Regions from separate parts of the Homo sapiens genome. Here all the other regions are linked to region 2. A link is a contact called in ENCODE Hi-C or POLR2A ChIA-PET data. All regions are on one chromosome and are shown on one strand. The core of a region is the stretch at or near the end of the contact, and the rest is flanking DNA. Distances in the headings are between cores, read along the strand shown.

Region 1 (2,700 bases), core at 104-2,603, 480 kb before region 2:
GCTGTTCCCCAACTCTCCTAGAGTGTGCTAATTCTGACCCAGCTCTCCCAGGTGGAGGATGCTTTTCAAACATGTCCTTGGGAACCTCTGCAGACCCATTCCCAGCCCATTCTCCATGATTCCAGGCCTGGCCAGGTTGAAAACTTCTGTAAATTAAAACTCAAATAAAGAGAGTATAGCTTGGGCATACCTTTTGCACATGCATATATATGTATGTGTGTGCATGTGTGTGTGTGCATGTATGTGTGTGCATGTATGTGTGTGCATGTGTTGGGATTTTTTATTTTTTAAATTTATATTTATTAAAAAAATTTTTTTTGAAACAAGGTCTTCTTCTGTCTCCCAGGCTGGGCTGCAGTGGTGTGATTATGGCTGACTGCAGCCTCAAACTCCTGGGATCAAGCAACCCTCCCACCTCAGCCTCCCAGAGCACTGGGATTACAGGTTTGAGCCACTGCACCTGGCCTATTTAAAAAGTTTGTCTAGAGCAAAAAGTCCCTAGACCTGCCAGTCCAGGGCACTAAATCACAAGAACACCAAGGCCAAACAGGCTTGAAGTCTCCAGGCTCCTCACTGGCAAACTCTACTTCCTGATCCCTTAGTGGGTTGAGGTGCCAACAGCCCCCTGGGGAGGAGGGGGTTGCATTATGGCCGTGGAGAGACTCTGAGCCTTATCAACGGTGTGGGGATGACACCCTTTTCGGAGCACTTTGTGAGGCTTTGTGCCATGCTGGGCGCTTGGCGTCAGAGACAAATAGAATCAATAACTGTGCAAAAAAAGTTGCCAGATAATTTATCCCATTGGCACCGAGCCTAGAATTATAATCAGATCTTGACTTCTTCAAAGCCTTCTTGCTTTGGATTTTCCAAATCGAAAATAAATATTGGGGGCAATTACCTTTCCTTAGTTCTCTGATGTATGAAGGGGAGTTTTCATCTATTAATTTAAGAACCCTCTCATTTCATTCGGAAGGTATTAGCCCATGGAACTTGTTAACTTAATATCAACACAGTCTGTCTAGGTTTTGACTGAAAAGAGAAAGGGGTTGTTATGCTCTAGGTTAATATTTTCCTCTCTTTAAGAAGTCTTGGGTATGCCAGACACTTCTCGGACAAAAACAGCTGTTTTCTTCCCATTGCTGAACGCATTGTTTGTGCGAGTTCACTTACTTGCTATACTCAGAATATCCTCCAGGAGTCAGCAAATCCCAACCTCTGGACGTGGCTCAGGGCCGCCCTGCCCATTGCTGAGCTGATTTGGAATTTGGGCCTGAGAGAGGAAGTGATTATTGGATGACAGGCTGCCTCCTAGGGGGCTTCTCTGGGCTTGCCATGAAAGCACTTCCGGAGGAAAAGCAGAGCTCCATCAGTCTCTTTTGGAGAGCTGTGAACGTGACCAGACCTATTAATTACTTAACTGAGGTGCTGAACTTTGAAAATGAAAGTTCCGGTGGGGAGTTCTGTCCTTTCCAGCCTGGGGAGCTCTGTCAGGGCTCTCCTGAGCGTCTCTTTCAGCTTATCAAGCTCGCTCGGGGACCGTCTCTGGTAAGTACAGGCAACCCCTCCAGCCAACCCCTCCACCCTGTGGGCCGGGGAAGTGTCTCATCGTTGAATCCACTTGCAGGCACTTCCTTGATCTCAAGCCCCACCACGCTGCCCCCAGAGTCCCAGCGAGTGGCTCAGTCACACTGGTGCGTGCCTCTCACCCGCTCTGACCTCGTCATGGGGTCCCCGAGGTGCTGGTTCATGCAAGGCTCTGTGCCTAACCAAGCTAAACACGGTGGGGCTGGGAGCAGAGGCTCACACCTGTAATCCCAGCACTTTGGGAGGCCAAGGCAGGTGGATCACCTGAGGTCAGGAGTTTGAGACCAGCCTGACCAACATGGTAAAACCCCGACTCTACTGAAAATACAAAAATTAGCCAGGCGTGACATCATGCGCCTGTAATCCCAGCTACTCGGGAGGCTGAGGCAGGAGAATCGCTTGAACCTGGGAGGCGGATGTTGTGGTGAGCCAAGGTCGTGCCACTGTACTCCAGCCTGGGTGACAGAGGGAGACTCCATCTCAAAAATAAATAAATAAACAAACTGGTACAGTGCCCTAGTGGCTTTGTGGCTCTGGCTGGGGGAGGAGGGTGGGTTGCATAACTGAGCAGCACCTCCAAGCACGATACCAACACTGCCCAGGGCCTGGCAGAGTCTACAGCTGGTCCTTATCCATGAAACTGGGGGTGAGGGGACGGGGACTGGCGGGGGGACAAATCACCTGCACAAGTGGAACAAAGATACAGGAGATAATGACAGCAAATGGAACGTAGAGTTGATGCGTTCATTGACAAAGAATTTCACACCCTGCATTATCTCACTTGAGCCCCATGAAGAGCCTGTGAGGTGGCTAGGGATGTGGAAGGAGTAGATAGGAGAGGCACAGAACAGGGGAAGGAAGGAGTGGGGCTGGGAGTGAGGACCAGGAAGGCAGAGCTGGCCCCTGGACAGGAAGAAAGCCCAACTGCCTCCCTCCCTCCCATCTGCCCTCCTGCCTGCCCTTTTCCAATAAGATGGAAATGCTGAAGGGGTTAAAAAGACAGCATTCTAAAAGCTGAGATCCTAAAATTGTGACCTCCCCTGTGATCTTAGCCTTCGTGTCAACAGCATTGAAAATGAACCTTGGTCGGGCACGGTGGCTCACGCCTGTGATCCC
Region 2 (2,700 bases), core at 191-2,690:
GAAAGCCATGACTCTATAGCTCAGGACATGCTGATAGCATAAATGCACACAAATCCACCCATACTTTACTTTGATATCCCTTTCTGGTTGACCCTCAACCTGAGTGCCAGACTCCCTTCAATACCCAAACATACCATATGTATCAGATGAATGAATGAATGAGTAGAGGAGTGCTTATTTTATATTCTGTATATCTTGCATATAAATCATAGGCACACATATTGTTTGGTGTATTTGAAACATTTAATAGCATAAAATATTTAAATAATCTTTCAGAATCCACCTTGAGAGTTGCGGATAATAATATATTTTGAACAGAAATTTCAAAATGTGCCTCAGTCTAATATGTATTTGTCCCTGCAAAAAGCTGGGAAGGTAAGAATGGAAGTGGAAAAGGATAAAACATGTCAATTTAGAGAAGACTTTTCCCTATCTGGCATCCCTTGAAATCAACAGTTAGATAATAGATAAACTACATGGGGAAATTTTGTACCATTTGAGGGTGTAATCTGCCACATTATTTCATGAGAAAGTTTGGTCATGTGGTCTTTGGTCATGTGGTCTTTTTTTTTTCTTTCCTTCTTTGCAGTGACCTACAGGAAGCTCAAAGCTGTGTGTTCAGCTGCTCTGGCTTTCTTCATGGTGGGGCTTAGCATTGATTCCCTCTCCTGATGGCTCCCTATGGCACTCCAAGGCTGAGACATATTTGAGGCTGGTATGTTTGGGTATGGAAGGGAGTCTGGCACTCGGGTGGAGGGTAAGCCTGAAAGGGATATTAAAGTAAAGGATGGGTACAGTTATCTGTATTTAGGCTATCAGCATGTCCTGAGCTTTACTGCCATGGCTTTTCCCTCCCACTGGACTGTAAGCTCCTTGAAGACAAGGGCCTCATTGCAATTGTTCTTCATCCTGTAGCTGGTCATGCAGGCACAGTGGTGCATGGTGTGTGGTAGATCTATAAATACATATCAAATGAATGAATGACATACCATGGACAGCTCTCTTCCTATCCTATTGCTAGAGCACATGGGCTCGCAGGCAGGTGAGTGAACACAAACATGTGTGCACCCCACACACACACACACGTACAAACTCACACATCCATCATTTACATGCAGAAGTTACATTATACTTTCATGCCACCATCTGAGAATTCCAAAGAGAATATCAGGTGAAATACGTTAAATTACTTTTGCACATGCTACAGGTCATGAGAGTATGAGTTCATGAGAAAGGAGACACTGAAACTGAATTAGCAACAGAGAGCAGAGGTTGTGCTGAAGGGAAAGCAATGTTAATGCCAGGAAGGAGTCTGGTGTTGTACGTGGGAAATTTGGGATAAACTGCATGGATTTTACAGCCTTCCAGGGAGGCAGAGTGCTGGAGTAGGTTCAGAAAGCATTTCTGAAAACCTCTTTCTTCTAGTCACCCTGCCTAATTTCCTCTGACTCTGTCCTCCCCTGGCTGCATTTCCTGTTTCTGGTTAGAACTCTGACCTAAGTTTCTTTATTTCGGAACTAAGCAGAATTACTTGTTTCAGTGAATACATTTGTGGACCACAGCAATGGGGAGAAAGGAGCCTGAGAAAAGTGTTCCTCCGGCCCTTGAGGTCAAAGACCTGTAGGAAGTGGTATGGCAATGACCTTCAGTGACAGCAAGCCCGTGATGTGACTTCAGCAAAGTGGGATGGGCCATTTTCACTCACTGAGCTTGTCAGATGACCTTTTCTTGATTCACCATTACCTGGAGAGTTTATCCAACTGCTGGGACACAGGAGATGTGAAGAAATGGGTATACTGGTTTGAAGGATAAATTTGCCTTCTAGCTGAACAGAAATCTGAGAGCTGCTGAATCACCTGCAAAATTATATCTTGTTCTGTAGTTTGTTTCCTAAGTTTCCTGGGATTTGATTAGTCAGGAAAAGACCACACCACTAGCAGGGGAAGTCCAGGAACAAGGGAGCCAATGAGTTCTGTGTCCTACTTAAATGAACCTTGAAGGTATCCAGGAGAATCCTTCCTTCTAGCTATGGAAAGATGGGAGATGGGGCAAAGTGATGCCCAGTCATGGCCAAGAAAGATCTGATGTTTCTACAAACAGCTCTCCCTTTCTTGCATATCTACCTAAACTGGAGACCCTTTTATCTTCTGCCAGCCTGCTTCAAGGCTTTTTTTTTTTTTTTTTTTTTTTTGGTGGAAATAAGTTAGGTGGGTGGGAAAGGAAGAAATGCAAAGTTGTGTCTGCCTGTGATTAATCTTCTCCAGAACACACCTGGGTCTTAGAATCACAGAGGCTTTGGATCGGAGGGGGCTGAGCCGAGCAAATTGTTCGGGAGTGGGTAGAAGGATAAGAGGTCAGGTGGGTAGATGGAGAGGGCCTCATGGAGGGACTTCCCCATAAATGCAGCTCCTGCATCCACAGTCCTTTCAAATGTGCTGTGCTTCACTAAGATCAAATGCATGGGAACTGGGCAGTTTTCCAACTTGTCCTTAATTGTACTCTTGCTAGCATGGCTTTATTAGTGGGTTCTAAGTGTTGTGAATGCCAAGAAAATCGGACATCATAGAATAAAGGCTATATTTTACAACCAAATATTAAGCATACCTTTCATGTATTACTGTTTCCCAGTGGACTGCAACATTTTTACATCTATTATTACATTTATCCTCACTACCTCCGTATGAATTATGCAGGGACTTA
Region 3 (2,700 bases), core at 111-2,610, 310 kb after region 2:
TTCTTTTGTGTGAAAGCCGCCCAGTCTATGGTATTTTCATTAGAGCAACCCAAACAGGACTGAGAGAAGTAGTATTGCTGGAACAGGGGAAACAATAATGGTAAAATATACAGGGTGGAGGGGCCCTGGTCTTTAGAGACATCATCTTCTTTCTTATCCTTGGGCAGAAGCAGCAGGAAACTAACAAGAACTTCCAGCAGCAGGTGCATGGTGAGCTCATCACTATTGCAGTCACATCAGGCTGCCATTCAGGATACCAAAGATGGGGCAGCTTACACACCAGGCATGACTTTCTCAGTTTTGGAGGCTGTAAGTCAAAAATCAAGGTGGCAGCCAATTCTGTTCCTGGTGAGAGTCCTCTTGCTGGTTTGCAGATGACTGGCTACTCTCTGAATCCTTACATAAGGAAGAGAGCAATCATCTCTCTCCTGTGTCTTCTCCTAAGAGTGCTAATCCCATTCATGAGGGCTCCACCCGCATGACCTATCACCCCCAAAACCCCATCTCCAAATACCATCACTTTAGGGATTAGGACTTCAACAGAGAAATTCAGGGAGGGGACCACAAACACTCAGTGCACATCAGTAACTCACAACTTCTCTCGTAGTTCCCTGTGGATGTGTGGAAGAATGGGTATCTGTCAAAAGTTAGACACACCAGGGGAAAGGAAAGCCTGGTGATTCTATAGAACCTTCCTTGTACTCCCGTCTCCAATTCAGGATCCAATGGCAGGAGAATGGGCAACAAAATGCCCTGAGAAGCTCATGAGGTCAGCACAGAAGATGCCATGAGTCTCCTGTGATGTTGGGAAAGGAATCTCTCTCAGTGGACACTGTGGGGAGGGAAGGAGGGTCTGGGAAACAATGCCTCTCTTGCCTTTTTAAATCTAAGAATTGCACATTCAGAGGGGAGTGGGAGTACAGTCATGTCATCATCTCCACATTTCATTTGATAAAGGATAGACGGTTTTGAGTCATAGACCTTTAAATATGCATGGGGTGGGGGTGGCATTAGATGAACCCTAGTCTCAAGTTGCTGGGTGAGATGAAGTCAAACAGTATCAAACCCTTTCATTCTCCTAAAAATGAGCCAAGACCATGAGCTGTAGGTAGGCATTTGCTCCAAAATGATATATTGCAGTTTTGCAACTTTCCTTTCTGTGGCTGCTGCTGTCCAAAATGCCACTTCCCTCTTAAGTTCTTCTATGCACAGTTAGAAAGATAAAATGCTAAGCAGTTGAAAAGGGTTGAAAAAGAAAGATGTAGGTTTAGGTCCGGAGCCTGGCGCACCCGCCCTAATTTGAGTCAGGGACCCTAGGCGCCTGCAGCTCCGGTTCGGGTTGAGTGCCTCCTGTCAGGATGTGAAGCTGCTGTCCCCCCCGGGGGCCTCCAGCACTGCTGAGGACTCAGCAGTCAGCCTCTCCTCCCACTTGGGCTCATTTACAGAGAGCATCTCCAGGAATCAGTCATGGGGAAAGGGGAAACGCGGAGTGACAACACAACACGTAGAAAGTTCTCTGCCGCCTTGGTCAGGCTTGTCAGCCTCACAGCCCATCCTGCTCCTGCGGGAGGAAAAGTGAGCAGAACTCAGCCCGGAGATGAGCCGCAGGCCGGCAGCCCCTGCCTCTGCCCTGCTTGTTGTGACTGCAATGCAAGGCTCTCTGTAGGTGCGGGGGATTCGGGTTAAATGGGTCTCCAGTGGTCCAGCGCTCCCAGCAAAGGCCGACCACAAGAATTAGCGGGCTAGTTATTTACCATAACCATATACAAAACCACAAGCATCAGCGTTCCCTCAAATACATCCGAGACGCTGTATATCTCTTTATTAAAGCCTGTCAGGGTTTGTTATTGCACAGCTTGGCCTTGAACCCCAACTAAACCAGGCTGCTTGAGCAAAGAACCAAGCAATGCAAGCATTCAGGCAGGACCATTATAACCCTGAGGCCAAAGGCAGAAGCAGGGAGAGGAGACGTCTTCCTCTCCTGCCTCTCTCCTTTCACTTTCACTTCGAATTGATTTTTAACTACATTCGAGCTCACGATGATAGATGGCTGTAAAATATTTTAATCATTCATAAATAAAGTATTTATCTTGTGTGAGTTATCCGGTCTCCTTCACTTTAATGAACACAGTATACATCACGCTAATCCATTACTATCAATCATAGGTTTCAAGGTAGGCAATGTAAAAACTTAGAATTGTTGTCATCCCTTCTAGGCCTTTGGACTAAGATCAGGTTTGGTTGCTATTCTTATCTGTTTGCTTAGTTTTACTTTGCCTCGTTCTCAGACCTATTTTTTTCAAAGCCATGATGTATGCATTCTAGCACATTGATGTCATTTTGAGTTCAAATGCCCCACTGGTTAAGAAAACAGCACAATGTGGAATTTTCAGCTTTCAAAAAGGTCTTTGCTACAAGACAACTCAGATAAAGAATTTAGCAATAGCCAAGATAGAGTGGTGGTGATTAAGTGATGTAATCAAAGGATTGCAATTCCCATTCTAAATAACTCTCTAACTTCAAATTTGACTATGGGGTGACCAACCTATCGGGGTGTATGTTGAACTTTCCTGGTTTGAGCACTGAAATTTGCATGTCCTGAGAACTCCGAGTCCCAGGCAAGCCAGCCTGGCTAGTCACCTAACTATGATAAATTCAGTCTTCGGCATAAGTACATACTGTTAAAACTTCATGTGTTAA
Region 4 (2,700 bases), core at 181-2,680, 380 kb before region 2:
ACATATATACAGACGCACACACACATATACATATATCACACAGGGACACACATGCATATACACACAGGCAGATATACAGACATGGGGACACATATATACAAACATACACACATACTGACATACACACATATACACATACATACATATACATCCATCACACATCCATACATCCACTCACACACACACACCGTTCTGTGATCGCCCTCAGGACATGGGCCAAGACAAGTGTAGCAAGCAACAGTCAATGGACAGGAAAGGCTGGCCAACGCCAAGGCAAGATCAACAACCAATACAACTTCAAGCCAGAGACGCACACAGGCCTGCCCCTCCCCAGCCCCCCTGCACCATGCGCCCAAGACTCACGGGACAAAAACCCAAACAAAACTCTGCTCCCTGAGTCCAGGGCTCATTGCCACGAGCAGTGGAGTTTTTCGCCCACTCACATGAGACTCGGGCCTCTCCTAAAAGCAGAGCACTCAAAATCTAAATCTGCCATCCCCGGTCGCCAGGGCTCACTGTCCATTTCTGTCTGGTGACTAAGGAGGTAACTTGAGCTCAGGGCAGAGAAGCCACCTGCTGGCTTTTGCTCTTGACCAGAGGTAGCCCTCTGTGGGGGAAGTGGAGGCAGTTTCTTAAGAAGGGTGCAGACAGCTCCCAAATTCAAGGTTTTTCTTCTTCTACCAGCCTATAATCCCAAATATTAGCAACCCTCCCTAGGTTAAGGTCTTATCTCAAGGAAACCCCCAGTTACAGCGTAACTGAAAAGTAACCAGAGAGTGGTAACCACCAGTGACATGGATTTGTTGATCAGAGTAGCTCCTGCCCAGGGACAGACTCTAAAGAGAAGGCGACTTGCAGAAGAGAAAGAAAGTATTGGTGGCGGGTGGCGCACTATGGAGATATGAGCACTGACTCACAGAACGCTGCCTGGAGCTTCTGACATGGCTTTGGAGTTCAGGCATCAGCAGGGCTAGTCCTGGGGTAGACAGGCAAGACCTGGGGGCCAGGAGAAGAAGATCCAGGAGGCGCACACACACTGCTTGCGTGAGCATGTTACCAGCACTGAGGCTCTCCACACTGGCCTCCTAACCTCCCTGCAGGAATCTCAGTTCCCCTCCCGCAGCAGCAGATCTCATACATAATGGGCAGAGACACTGAGCATGTTTGGACAGGACCGAGGTAAAGGCAGGGCCCTTCCAAGGTTGGGTGATGCCTCCATAAATGCTGGACAAATAAATGAATGAGTGAGTGAGTGAATGAATGAATGAGTGAGCCCCTTTCCTGGACTAGATTTATTCTGGAATGCTCATCCAGCAGTGTGGAGGATGATCTCTCCTCCTCTGTACTTCTAAAAAGAGGGAAGGAAATTCCCTCCTATTTCTAAAAGCCCTGCCCCCTGGGCCTCGGGGACTTTCCCAACAGCAGGGGAACAGCATCTGACTCTGACGCTCTCTCCTGTCACAGACGCCAACTGAGGTTCTAGGCTGGCCTTGCAAAGCCCTTGGACAGATGGCTGAGCAGGTCCTGGCTGGTACAGAAGGACAGGGTACCCTGGCCACTCACAGCTCCTGAGTACTCACTAGTACAAAAGCCAACCGCAGCAAGTTGTTTTGAACAGAACGTTGACCCTCCCTCACAAATAAGGCTTCCGGTTGTTTGTGTCATGACAGCCTCATTCAGGCATCAGGCTCACTTCTATGCACTGTTGTCCACGTGCCAGAAGCAGCCACCTGCTGAGAAGGGCATCTGTGAGGAGGGAGACCTCTTCTAAAGTTACCTGAATGGGCAAGTGGCTGTTTGCCTAGACTCCCACAGAGCACAGCATGGTGATGAAGATGCTGGTCCCACTGTCTGCCAGGTAACATTGGGAGGGAAAGTTCTGTTTATTCCAAGACACTAGTGCCTCCTATTCACCTTGGTGACCACATTTGAGCCAGTTAGGAAATGAAGGAAGGGAAGGTTCCATCCTTGCCAGGGATGGAGACAGGGATGGAGGGCAAGGATGGACGCCCAGGACAGCCTTCTGTCCGGCAACATTCCCCCTCCTCAATCCTTTCCCGATTCGAAAGGTACACAACTTCCCCCTGGCCTGTCTACCTTGAGTCTCTGCCTATGGCTGCCTGGCCTGGTGAGACCAGCCTCCCAGCTCCTCTGTGTTACGCAGGCAATAGGAGAGCTGCCTTTTCAACAACTGTTTTGAACTTTCCTCTCCTTTTAACTCCTTCAACAGTCCCTCTTCTGTGTGAACACTCTGGTGTGTGAAAGCAAGACCTCAGCTCAGGGAGACAGCCCTCATAAACTGCCGCAGATTACCCTGTCTTTTCCCAGCCGGAGGGGGACCCCGCCCCACTCCCTTCCCAGTCTCTTCCCCACCCCCAACTTTTTTTTTTAACCACTTCTGCTTCCTTCATTTTCTCAGCAGCTGCAGCGGAGAGATATAGTAAAGCTACTGTATAGGATTTTGAAAGCAGGGCCTCCAAGAGCTTTCCAAACTCCACACAAGCCAGTTATTCTCTGCCTTGTTTTCTTTGGCTTCAGGTTAGTAACACAGAATGAGTCAAACAGTATTAACTTTCAATAGGGAAGTGGTGTGGTCAACCAAAGCTGTTTGCGGCTAGATTATGAAGATAGGTAGGGCAGGTAATGCAGAATAGCCCATAATACTGTGAGGAGGCAGAGGAGGGAGGCGGCCCCACTCAG
Region 5 (2,700 bases), core at 141-2,640, 360 kb before region 2:
GGCCTGGTATTTTAAGTACATGGGTGTGGAGCACAAAAGACTCTCAAGTGTTTCTCCCAGCGAGCTGCAGCCGGAATAGTGAGAAATCACAGGAGAGCAAGGGAGGGCAGGTTGGCTAAATAGCAACGGCCCCAAAATGGGCTTTTCAGGACCCAGTGCAGGGGTGGAAGGATGGGGCTGCTGCCGAGAGGGCCGGTGTTTCTGTTGGCAGCCTGGAGGATCCAAGGCTCCCTGAAGCACTCACTGGCCTTGGTCTGGTGAGGCCAGCAGAGGCTTTGGTCAGTGCACAGATGGCCCCAGCACTGATCCTGTGTGTGCTGCTGGAAGTCGGCAGCTCTTGGTTCCAGAGGGGGCCACCACGGGGTCACAGGGTGGCCTGCATGGAAGGAAGCCAAGGAAAGGGGTAAACAAGGGGTAAACACCAAGTCCTTCCTCCTGCTCACTGAACCCTGACCACCACAGCAGCATCAGTTCCAGCCAGGGCTTGGGTTCCAGGAGGACCATTAGAAGACCATTAGAAGCACCAAACGACACTCATACTGAATAAGAAGGTGAGAACAAAAAACAACAGGGCAGATGAGGTTTGTCTTGATGTAGGCTTGGAAGCAGTGAGAGAGAAGAATTCCATATAAAATCCCATGAAGGTGGAAACACAGTGGTGATTCATTCAGTGTGGACTCTCAAGGCAACCTACTTAGGTTCAAAACCTCGCTCTGCCACTTGCTAGCTGTGTGACCTCAGGCAAGTTACTTGACCTCTCTGGGGCCTCAGCTTTGTCATCTGTAAAAGGGGGTTAATAACAGTCATTCCATCTCGTAGCATTGTTCTGCAGGTTAAATGGAATGCTGAATATACAAGCAGAGCACAGGGAAAGGTCTCAGTAAATGTCAGTGGAATGATCATTAAAGACATGATAAAGGTGATTCCACAAAGACCAGAGCTGTGACAGATCCCGTAAGAAGGAGCTGGGGATGAAGTAGGCACTGACGTCTGACATGAGGAGGGGTTTTGTGCGTGTGTGTGTGTGTGTGTGTGTGTGTGTGTGTGTGTGTGTGTGTGTTCAGCAGGTGATGGGGCTGCTACCAGGCCTAAACGCAACTTGAACTTCAAGTTCAAGTTCACTCCTGCCCCGCCAGCTGGCGACCTTTGTAAGGCACAACTGTGAGTGGCTGATATGCTATGTAAACAAGCCAGGCCAGTGCTCCTCACTGCAACATGTGTTGTCTCCCTCGACGCCAGTGTGTCCATCCAAATGCCAGGGCAAAATACTAACTGCTTTATTTAGTTGGGAAGAAGGTCAAGGGGTGAGTCTTCCTGGACACTCGCTGCCATGACACACTCCCCAGGGCCAGTCAGCGGGGAGGCCCCAGGTCTAGGCTTGATTAGTCTTGACGTTGGCGGCCCTGGGGCTGGTGAACTCTGACAGCCAATTGTGGTCAAATAAAGCCACGGCTGGAACCTGCAGTTCCGCATGGCCCAGCGCACTCTCCACTTCCTCACCACATCTGGGAAGTGGCTAAACCTCAGGATTGCTTCAAATGTGCACACTGCTCCCCAAAGAGCTGAGGGTGGCAAGGAGATTACAAAGCAAAAAGACATGCAGCTCGGGGTCATTTCTTGCCTAGGTGTGAAGAACATATTTAAAAGTGCATCCAGGCCACATCAGAGCAGAATCCTCCTATAACACCCCGTGTCTGACGGGCGAGCCCCGACTCCTGTTGTGACTCGGCCTCCTCAGGTCTAGTTTGCAGGTATCCCCGGTCTACCTGAGTTGGCTCTGCAGCAGACTCTGTTCCTGTCACTCTCCTTAGTGTAGGTCTGTAAGCATGAGTCATCTTCTTCTTTTGGGGACAGTTTCAGGGGATGTGAAACTTGCCCTTTGTCACGCAAAGGAAGGCTGCAGACACAAAGGAGCCGTCTGCCCTGGGGGCTCAGAGTCCTTAGGAAACACAATCGCAACATTTTTCACTCTTGTGTTTGTCTGCAGGAAAGCCAGTTGTGCCCAGAGTCTTGAAACGCCCAAAGAGTGAGAAAGGAAAAATAAAAGAAAAACATCGCAGCTTTTAAAAACCAAGAGAGTCAGTGAAGGCTCAGGTTCTGCTCTTTGCAAATTCAGGAAATCCCACAAGATCCTGAAAGGTTGCAGGGAGATTTCTCCTTTTACAATAGATGGCTTTGGGTCTAATTTTAATTGCGGATAACTAAGTATAAAAATTAACGTACCCTCGGATTCCAGGAGTAGTCTGCATTTGGAGTATTTTTTATGAAGTATTTTTAATTTTGATTTCTCACTTTTCCACTGGAACAACCTAACAGCCAAAATTCATGCTTATGCTCCTCTTCCATTTCCTTACCCAAACATTTGCCACTATTTTTGACAGTGGAGTTGTATAATTAATTTATTTGGGGATTTCTGGACGGGATACAAATCCTTCAACTTGCACATAATTTCCTGATTCTCCATGCTGAATTGAATTAAGATGTCGGCGTACTGTATATACTTGTGTGCAAAGTGCCTGTATTTGCAGATTGCTTGATCCAATCGCACTCACATCACACATGCAAAATGCAGACTTGAGGCCTAAGCTACTGGCACCAGGACTACCCTCAAAAGTCAGACTGAAAATCAGGTCCTTAGAATATAGAACTCAGTTTTCCATGGAAATGGCATTTGTTTGGAATTATGGATTGTTTGAAAAA

What was found. A loop is a pair of places that touch in the nucleus more often than their neighbours do. ChIA-PET counts read pairs that join two places held with the same protein, here RNA polymerase II (POLR2A). Pooled maps may share reads with other maps.
Region 1: a map of OCI-LY7 shows a loop between it and region 2 (5-fold over the local background). The contact joins the promoter of LINC01426 here to the enhancer-like site in region 2. A Hi-C loop is called at or near these places in 2 of 168 maps with a recorded cell type or tissue (OCI-LY7 and gastrocnemius medialis) and 6 of 50 pooled maps.
Region 3: a pooled map shows a loop between it and region 2 (5-fold over the local background). The contact joins two enhancer-like sites. A Hi-C loop is called at or near these places in 2 of 37 single-sample maps with no recorded cell type and 4 of 50 pooled maps.
Region 4: a pooled map shows a loop between it and region 2 (3-fold over the local background). The contact joins two enhancer-like sites. A Hi-C loop is called at or near these places in 1 of 37 single-sample maps with no recorded cell type and 3 of 50 pooled maps. POLR2A ChIA-PET finds 5 or more read pairs at or near these places in 1 of 52 experiments (activated CD4-positive, alpha-beta T cell).
Region 5: a map of B cell shows a loop between it and region 2 (3-fold over the local background). The contact joins two enhancer-like sites. A Hi-C loop is called at or near these places in 2 of 168 maps with a recorded cell type or tissue (B cell and Ramos), 16 of 37 single-sample maps with no recorded cell type and 5 of 50 pooled maps. POLR2A ChIA-PET finds 5 or more read pairs at or near these places in 2 of 52 experiments (AG04450 and activated B cell).

What each region holds. Positions count from the first base shown.
Region 1 is chr21:34,744,472-34,747,171 of GRCh38, forward strand. LINC01426 (long intergenic non-protein coding RNA 1426) reads left to right here and starts at 1,354. Exons shown (of 3, transcript NR_038885.1): 1 at 1,354-1,545. RefSeq lists enhancers at 1,233-1,734, 1,735-2,234, 2,441-2,700.
Region 2 is chr21:35,221,216-35,223,915 of GRCh38, forward strand. The region is part of intron 1 of LOC124905015 (a long non-coding RNA gene); the gene reads right to left. Among named protein-coding and RNA genes, the nearest start is that of RUNX1, 170 kb to the left of the region's middle. Within about 2 kb of position 1,441, at least 3 of the 41 ENCODE cell types and tissues checked have a DNase peak (open chromatin) inside an H3K27ac peak, as active enhancers do; they include OCI-LY7, where a contact is called at or near this core.
Region 3 is chr21:35,527,356-35,530,055 of GRCh38, forward strand. The region is part of intron 1 of LOC100506403 (a long non-coding RNA gene); the gene reads right to left. Among named protein-coding and RNA genes, the nearest start is that of MIR802, 190 kb to the right of the region's middle. RefSeq lists enhancers at 977-1,096, 1,157-1,206, 1,227-1,406. Within about 2 kb of position 1,361, at least 14 of the 41 ENCODE cell types and tissues checked have a DNase peak (open chromatin) inside an H3K27ac peak, as active enhancers do.
Region 4 is chr21:34,843,346-34,846,045 of GRCh38, forward strand. All of the region lies in intron 6 of RUNX1 (RUNX family transcription factor 1), which reads right to left. All of the region lies in intron 1 of RUNX1-AS1 (RUNX1 antisense RNA 1), which reads left to right. Among named protein-coding and RNA genes, the nearest start is that of RUNX1-AS1, 8.4 kb to the left of the region's middle. Within about 2 kb of position 1,431, at least 20 of the 41 ENCODE cell types and tissues checked have a DNase peak (open chromatin) inside an H3K27ac peak, as active enhancers do.
Region 5 is chr21:34,864,266-34,866,965 of GRCh38, forward strand. The region is part of intron 5 of RUNX1 (RUNX family transcription factor 1); the gene reads right to left. All of the region lies in intron 1 of RUNX1-AS1 (RUNX1 antisense RNA 1), which reads left to right. Among named protein-coding and RNA genes, the nearest start is that of RUNX1-AS1, 29 kb to the left of the region's middle. RefSeq lists enhancers at 1,035-2,234, 1,505-1,674, 1,715-1,994. Within about 2 kb of position 1,391, at least 17 of the 41 ENCODE cell types and tissues checked have a DNase peak (open chromatin) inside an H3K27ac peak, as active enhancers do.